Regions from separate parts of the Homo sapiens genome. Here region 1 is linked to region 2. Evidence: read pairs that join two places in POLR2A ChIA-PET (ENCODE). Cell type or tissue: GM12878. All regions are shown on one strand.

Region 1 (4,000 bases), 120 kb before region 2:
CAGAAGCAGCTTGGGAAGACCCTAGTTGATGAAAGAAATTGGGGGTGAGTTTCCAAGGACAAGTGTAGGCCCCTCATTTATATGTGAGGAAGTGGGCCTCCTTTAGGAAGCCTGGGGCAAACCTGGCCAGAGTGGGGCTCCTTCTGGAAGCAAACCCCATAAGATGTACGATTGCCTTTCTTTTTTAAAAAAGTTTTTATTTATTTTTGAGATGGAGTCTCGCTCTGTTGCCTAGGCTGGAGTGCAGGGGCACAATCTTGGCTTACTGCAGCCTTGAACTCCTGGGCTCAAGTGTTCCTCCCATCTTAGTGTCCTGGGTAGCTGGAACTACAGGTGTGCACCACCACACCTGGCTCCTTTTTTAAAAACATTTTTAAATTTATTTTTTGTTTATTTTATTATTATTTTTGAGATGGAGTCTCACTCTGTTGCCCAGGCTAGAGTGCAGTGGCACGATCTCAGCTCACTGCAACCTCCACCTCCTGGATTCAAGTGATTCTCCTGCCTCAGCCTCCCAAGTAGCTGGGATTACAGGCATGTGCCACCACACCTGGCTAATTTTATGTATTTAAGAGAGACGGGGTTTCACCATGTTGGTCAGGCTGGTCTCGAACTCCCGACCTCAGGTGATCCACCCGCACCGGCCTCCCAAAGTGCTGGGACTACAGGCGTGCGCCACCACACCCAGCATTCCTTTTTTTTTTTTTTTTTTTTTTTTTTTAAAGTAAAGATTGGGTCCTGGTATGTTGCTCAGGCTGGTCTGGAACTCATGGGCTCAAGTGATCCTCCCGCCTCAGCCTCCCAAAGTGTTGGGATTACAGGAGTGAGCCACCACACCCGGCCTGTATGATTGCCTTTCCACTGCTCCTCCTTGAAGCATGAGCTGCAAACTTCTTTAAAAAGGCTAAAATGAGGCCGGGCATGGTGGCTCACGACTGTAATCCCAGCAAATTTTGCAGTAGCACAATCTCAACTCACTGCTGCCTCCGCCTTCTGGGTTCAAGCGATTCTTCTGCCTCAGCCTCCCAAGTAGCTGGGACTAGAGGTGAGCACCACCACGCCCAGCTAATTTTTGTATTTTTAGTAGAGATGGGGTTTCACCATGTTGGCCAGGATGGTCTCGACATTGTGATCCGCCTGCCTCGGTCTCCCAAAGTGCTGGGATTACAGGTGTGAGCCACTGCACCCGGCCTTCACTTTTTTTTTTCTAGAAAGCATAACTCAGTGGCACTCCACTTCTTTTTTGAGGTATAAATTTCCTTTCCTTGGCTAGGCACAGTGACTCATGCCTGTAATCCCAGCACTTTGGGAGGCCTAGGTGGGCAGATCACTTGAGGTCAGGAGTTCGAGACCAGCCTGGCCAAAATGGTGAAACCCTGTCTCTACTAAAAATACAAATATTAGCCAGGCATGGTGGTGCACACCTGTAGTCTCAGCTACTTGGGAGGCTGAGGCAGGAGAATCGCTTGAACCTGCGAAGCAGAGGTCGCAGTGAGCCACAATGGCACCATTGCACTCCAGCCTGGGTGACAAGAGTGAGACTCCATCTCAAAAAAAAAAAAAAAAAGAAGAAGAAAAAAAGAATCCCTTCATTTCAAAATTGGTGGAACTCTGAATTGTACACTGTTTATGATGGTCCCACGGGGTGGTACCACTCTAGCAGGTAAACAGAAATATACATCCTATCCCAAGTCAGCCACTGGGAACAGCAGCGTCCAGGTGTGCTGGGACTCAGGCATGTGGAGCTTCATTGAGTGGTCCCGGACATGCTCCAGCTAACAAGCGCATCATCAGTGTTGTAATCACTTCTGCAGAATGGTTAGCTGAGACAAAGTGCTGCGAGGAAGTGCTCCGATCCCTGTGAGAGCACTTGTTGTAATTTATGTGTGAGCATTTTGCAAAATACTAGCAGTGATGCAGAGAGCAAAGGCTCAACGAAAGCAAAACAATACTACAATGGCAGTAGAATTTGTGTTCTAAGGATCATGCCCCCAACTGTAGAGTTATTCTTATGAGAAATTATTCCTGAGTTTTTGAGTTGTAAATGATAAAGTCTTCAGAAACCTGCCATTCTCATGAAATGTAATTGACTCGATCAGATTCTGATCCCTAGGAGATGACCTCGGCTGGAAAGGAAGTACTGCCCTCCCAGCCTTTCCCATATAATCTGGGACTCCAGGATACAGGAGAAGAAACTAACAACTTTTTTATGCTTACTCATCTTCTCAATTTTTTTTTTGAGACGGAGTCTTGCTCTGTTGCCCAGGCTAGAGTAGCGTGGCAAGATCTTGGCTCACGGCAACCTTTGCCTCCCGGGTTTAAGCGATTCTCCTGCTTCAGCCTCCCGAGTAGCTGGGATCACCAGCGTGCGCCACCATGACCCCCTAAGTTTTGTATTTTTAGTAGAGGTGGGGTTTCGCCATGTTGGCCAGGCTGGTCTCGAACTCCTGACCTCAGGTGATCCGCCCGCCTCGGCCTCCCAAAGTGCTGGGATTGCAGGCATGAGCCACCACGCCCAGCCTCACCTTCTCCCATCTAACCCTTGGAGCGCTACCTGATTCCATCATCTTCTCCACCTACCACTCATCCTTTGTCAAGTGTTTTTTTTTTTTTCTTCAACAGATGAGGAGACTGAAGCTCTGGTAGGTTAAGTTGCCCAAGACCACACAGCTGGCCATCAGTACAACTGGGATTTGAACCTAGGTCATCTTGACACCAAAGCACACCCTGTGTTGTCATTTCCACCATCAAAAACTTGGCAGGAGGGTCAAGCACCGTGGCTCATGCCTGTAATTACAGCACTTTGGGAGGCTGGGGTGGGAGGATCACTCCAAGCCAGGAGTTGGAGACCAGTCTGGGCAACATAGCGAGACCCCATCTCTACAAGAAAAAAGGAGCTGGAAGTGGTGGTGCCTGCCTGTAGTCCCAGCTACTTGGGAGGCTGAGATGGGAGGATCACTTGGGTCCAGGAGGTTGAGGTTGCAGTGAGCTGTGATTATACCACTACACTCCAGCCTGTGTAACAGAACAAGACCCTCTCTAAATCTAAAAAAAAAAAAAAGAAAAAAAAAACCCAACAGGAATAAACAGGTGTCTCCCTGTGATGAGGGTACAGGGAAGGTATTTCTCAATAAGATATCATTATTCTTTCATAAATTATTCGAACATTAGGAAGCACCCTTGAATGGGATGATTTTGAAGATTGTATAGGTGGAAACGGTCACACCTTCTCTCCAGACATAATGTTACCATCATGTGGTTAACATGGCAATGGTATGTATGTCAATCAGCAAACTCAATCAGTGATTCACTTGCAAGATTTTATTTTAGTGCGTCAGCAGACGTTTCATTTCATGGAGTCAAGGAGAGGTTGATGCAGGCAGGGCAGGAAATTGCAACACAGGGGCCAGGCGCGGTGGCTCACGCCTGTAATCCCACCACTTCGAAAGGCTGAGGCAGGCAGATCACTTGAGGACAGGAGTTCGAGACCAGCCTGGCCAACATGGCAAAACCCCATCTCTACTAAAAATACAAAAATTAGCCAGGCATGATGGTGCATGCTTGTAATCCCAGCTATTTGGGAGGCTGAGACATGAGAATCGCTTGAACCCAGGAGGCGGAGGTTGTAGTGAGCCAAGATTGTGCCACTGCACCCCAGCCTGGGCGACAGCGTGAGACTCTGTTTCAGGGAAAAACAAAAACAAAAACGAAAATTGCAACACAGGCTGCAAGGGCAAACTGTCAAATGTTTCCTGATTCTCTGGGAAACTGCAAGGTTATTTATCTATCCACTCGCCAAACACAAATGACGAAATAAAAGCATGAGACCCTGGATAATTTACCCATTGCCAGATTACAGGCCAGCACTACCTTATAAAACAGCGTAATTCTGAAAGTGAAGTAGCTGTGTTCTCGATTAAATTGAAAGTAGAAATCAATTGAATTGCATAAGCATAATTCTAGGGGACTTACATAACACATTTTTCTTTTCGAAATCCTT
Region 2 (4,000 bases):
TGGGGGCCGGGGGAACAGCCAGGGCATTGTCGCCGAGCCGGGAGGCTCTGTGTGTTCCGTGGCTTTCCCAGCTCTCTGACAGTCACAAGCACTGAGGTTTGGGGCTTCCACCCCTTGACAGCAGGTAGGTCCCTTTTTGGCAGCTGTCAGCATCTCTCAGCCCTTCTCTGCTCTGCTCTGGGGGGATTTTTCTTGGCATTTCCAAGTTCTGGGGGCTGCATCCTCCCCTGCGGTATTGAGATGAGTGGGAGAGAATGCGGTGCGGGTTGTTGGTAACGATCCCAGAGCCCAGAGAATAGGGGCAGTGTTCCTGGGGGAGAGCCCTCACCCGGCCCCTGGGGTGCTGAGCCTGGTGAGTCATGAGGGGTGTGGGCCACAGAACGCCGGGGAGAGTGGCTGGGGGTTAGGGGGTGTGGAGAGGCTGCCACCAGCAAACAGCAAGAGCCGTGGGGGTCAAATGGGGCACGTGCTCCCACCAGCCTCTCGGAGGAGGTCACGTGTTTGTCATTGTTGGCTGTGTCTGACGTGCGGGAAAGCAGCCGTGAATACTGAGGAGCCTGTCACATTTGTTCTCTCAGCATCTTTGGTTTATCTTAAACCTCAGTGAGATGTTTGCAGTTCTTCTCACGCTGTCACAGAGCATGACCTTGTGGCCTCAACCGGATGCCCTTTAGACATTGCAGTCCACTGCACCATGTGGACCTCCTGGGGCAGGGCTGGTTGCTATAGGAGCGGCCCTTCCCAGTAGGACGGGGACAGTGTCCCTCCGGTTGTGGCCTCTGCTCCCCGCAGCTCTTGAAGTTACCGACCTTGGGCTCCTGGGACCTTGGGCTCCTGGGGAGGGGCAGGTCTCACTGACGCCACCATTGCTTTCGTAGCCCTTTCTTGGAAAGGGTGGCCTTGGGCTTGGCGAGTGCTCCTCCCACCTGTTTCCAAACTCTGAGGATGCTCCTCAGGAATTAGAACAATTCAAATTAGTCATCACGTGCCGGAGTCAGGCTGGGAAGAGGCAGCCACTTGGCACCACATACATCCACCTGGGCCTGCCACCCTTAGCCCAGGCCTTGGACCTCTCTGGTCTCCTGGCTAGGCCCTGGGCCCAGCTGGTTTCTGGTGGGAGGTGACAGGCCCAGTAACTGAAGCAGGAGGCTCTGGTCCAGACCGACCTGGGTGGGTTGAAACCTGCCTCTGCCACCTCCTGGTACCCAGGAGGGTGAGGCAGCTGTTCACGGTGCTGTCGGGCACCAGGCCCTGGACAGCCATGGTTGTTCCCATTCTGGGCCTCATGCAGTGCCTGGTAGACCACTGCCTCCCACTCACCAGTGTCACAGCAGCCAGACAGGTTTCTGCGGCCTGAGCCCCCTCCCTCCCTCCCTCCCGTCCTGTTTCCTAGGCAGCATGGCCTCTTTGGCCATTTGTTGACCTCCCATTCCCCTTGGCTTCTCAGTGCAGAATTTCCATAGCACATCAGTCTGCACTGGTGATTTGGGGCTCTCTGGTGTACATGTGCAGATATACACACCCATGGGAGATGAGGGAGGCATTCCACTGTCCTTCAAGGCTCAGCTTACCTGCCATCTCCTTTGAGTCGGCTTTTGACTGCCCAGCGTGAATACCTGTGCCTGCCTTTGTGTGCTCACTGCACTCTTTTGGGTCATTCTGGAAGAGCCTCCATTTTATTTTGCCTCACTGGCCCAACTGCCAACCATGTCTGCCCTTGAGGCCATCCCTGCTGCCCTGGTGCAGCATGAAGTCCACAGCGAGTGCCTGGTCTCTATTTGTTGAATGAATGTCTGCAACGTAATGTGACCAAGGTCCCACAGATCAGCATCCTAGTGAGCTGAGAGCTCAGGTGAGCTCATCTGTGTGTTTCAGAGGGGGTGGTGGGCAGAGGACAGCAGGCTGTTGTCCTGAAGCCCCTAGAACCTAGCGGAGAAGAGGCAGGACCCAAAAGAAGGAGGTGTGTTCACCCTGTAGGACTTGCTTTGTAGGTGCAGGTGCCCAGAGGCCAGGCCCGTCAGTGCTACCTGGGGTGGGGCTGGAGAAGGGAAGGCCTGCCAGGCCCCATAGGTGATGGGAGGGCCAGGACCTCAGGTTGGAGGGAACCACTGAATCCTCGGCCCTGTGGTGCAGGCCCACACAGGGCATAGCCCCTGGGCACTGGCACTGCCCACTGCCCACTGCCCGTGTGTGCTGGGGCCATGCCAGCCTTCTCCGCTGCTAAACTGGCTTCTTCACCCTCCCTCAGTGGGCACAGCTGCCGCTTCCATCTCAGTGTCTGCTTCTCCCTTGCTTGGTGGGTCATTATGTGCCCACTTAGCCATAGGCTTTCACTGAGTCCCCACCTTCATGCAGGATGTGGGAGGTCCCAGGGGCCCCCAGGCAGCTCAGGCTGGCCTGCCCTCTAGTGGGGAGCAGAGCAGACAGATCTCCCAGCCCAGTGGGGGCCAGCTGTGGTGGAGCCCGCCTCCCCATTCTATTCTTGGAGAGGAAAAGCACAGAAATACAGGAGTGAAGGCACAGACTGGGCAGAGGGGCCGGAGTCGCCCTCTGAGGAGGCCTGTAGGGCCCCCAGAAGAGTTTTCTGGGTCAGAATCAAGAGACTCAGGAGCCTTTTTGCATTTTGTGAGCCCAGTCACTTTGCCTCTGGTCAGGGTAGGTTTTCCAGAGCATCTTCCTGCTCCGACAGGGGGTGGGGGAGTGTTGGGGGTGGGTGGTTTGCCATGGGAACCCCCGGCTGCTGCAGGTGCTGTGTGGCTGAAGCCACCTCCCAGTTCAGTGTGCTGGGGGCAGGATGTGGGGGAGGGCACCTGGGAGGAAGGTGTCGGGGCAGGGCTTACCAGGGACCCATGGGGAAGTATTAGACGGCTTTTGGGGCTACACTTTGGATAGGGAGCTGGGGGCTCCCAGCATCAGAGCCCACTCTTTCTCCCCCATTCCTGAGTTTGGAAAAAGGCTGCCAGCTGGTGCCTCACCCCTGCCCCTCACCAGAAGAGGTCCTGTGCTTGCCCCCTGCCCCATCCTCAGTCCCCAGTCCCACAGCTGCTGTGCAGTCCTGCTTCTCTTTCTGTCTCCTCCCCTGCATCATTCCTGCCCTAGCTCTAGACCTCTCCACCTAGCTACCCCTGTGCTGCCCGAGAGCCCTCCTGTGCCCCACCACACACCCACATGCACAGGCACGCACATTCACACACTCCGTTCTCTTCCAGGAGAAACCCTCCCTGGTTCCTGAGGCCCTGGGGACCAGTGGGTGTGTGTCTGTCTCTCTCTAGCGCCTCTTTCTCCTCTCTGCCTTTCCTTAGACACGTACCTCTTACCTCCTGTCTGGCCTGGCTTCCTCCATGAAGTGCTGTTTGGTTTTCTCAGCAGGAGCCTCCCAGCCCCAAGGCTCCCACTGTTCCTCTACCAGTCCTGTCCTGGGGCCCTCACTCCTGGGTGGTCACTGTTGACTGATTACTCATCAGTGGTCCCTCTCTAGACCCTGGTTCTGATGTCTGTGCTCAGCAGGGCTGGCCCAGAGGAGGTGGTGGGGAATGTTGGGGGGCATTGGCTGTTGTGGGGCTTTGAGGAAGCCTCCTTCCTTCTCTGGTTAGGAAGTTATTGCAGCAGATCCAGCTTTTCTTATTCTCCTTTTCACAAGGCTCACAGGTCACATGGCTGCTGCCTCAGAGTCCCTGAGGCACTGCTGTGCCAATGCACAGTTGGTTTATCTTAACATCACCCACCCCAGGAAACCTCCCTTGACCCTGTCCCTAGGCCTGGCTGAGATGACCTTCGGTCCTACTCTCACCTGTAGGATTGCAGGAATAACAAATGACACTTAATCACAGGCCTCTGAGCAAAAACTGGGACCCAACAAATTTGAGTGTGCTGATTTCATTTGTAGACCCTGGGAAAACCGATGCTTATACCTTTCCCAAGCCCTGGCAGGGCATTGGCACAGATCTGCTTTCACCCTGAGTCTCTCTAGGTGTCTCTGTGTCCATGCCTTCTCAGCAGC

What was found. ChIA-PET counts read pairs that join two places held together with the same protein. Peaks named below come from ENCODE experiments on the same cell type or tissue, not always from the same donor. Only the 100,000 strongest peaks of a DNase experiment are listed, where the experiment ranks them.
Region 1: POLR2A ChIA-PET joins it to region 2 with 5 read pairs; 4 of 35 experiments call an interaction of 5 or more read pairs at or near these places.

Annotation. Positions count from the first base shown.
Region 1 is chr14:93,151,156-93,155,155 of GRCh38, reverse strand. No RefSeq gene overlaps it. Among named protein-coding and RNA genes, the nearest start is that of MOAP1, 32 kb to the left of the region's middle. In GM12878, no CTCF peak of the experiment used is centred here; no DNase peak of the experiment used is centred here.
Region 2 is chr14:93,032,971-93,036,970 of GRCh38, reverse strand. All of the region lies in intron 3 of ITPK1 (inositol-tetrakisphosphate 1-kinase), which reads left to right. Among named protein-coding and RNA genes, the nearest start is that of ITPK1-AS1, 32 kb to the left of the region's middle. RefSeq lists an enhancer at 1,861-2,556. In GM12878, a CTCF peak has its summit at 2,406 (motif pointing left); no DNase peak of the experiment used is centred here; H3K27ac peaks cover 2,424 bases.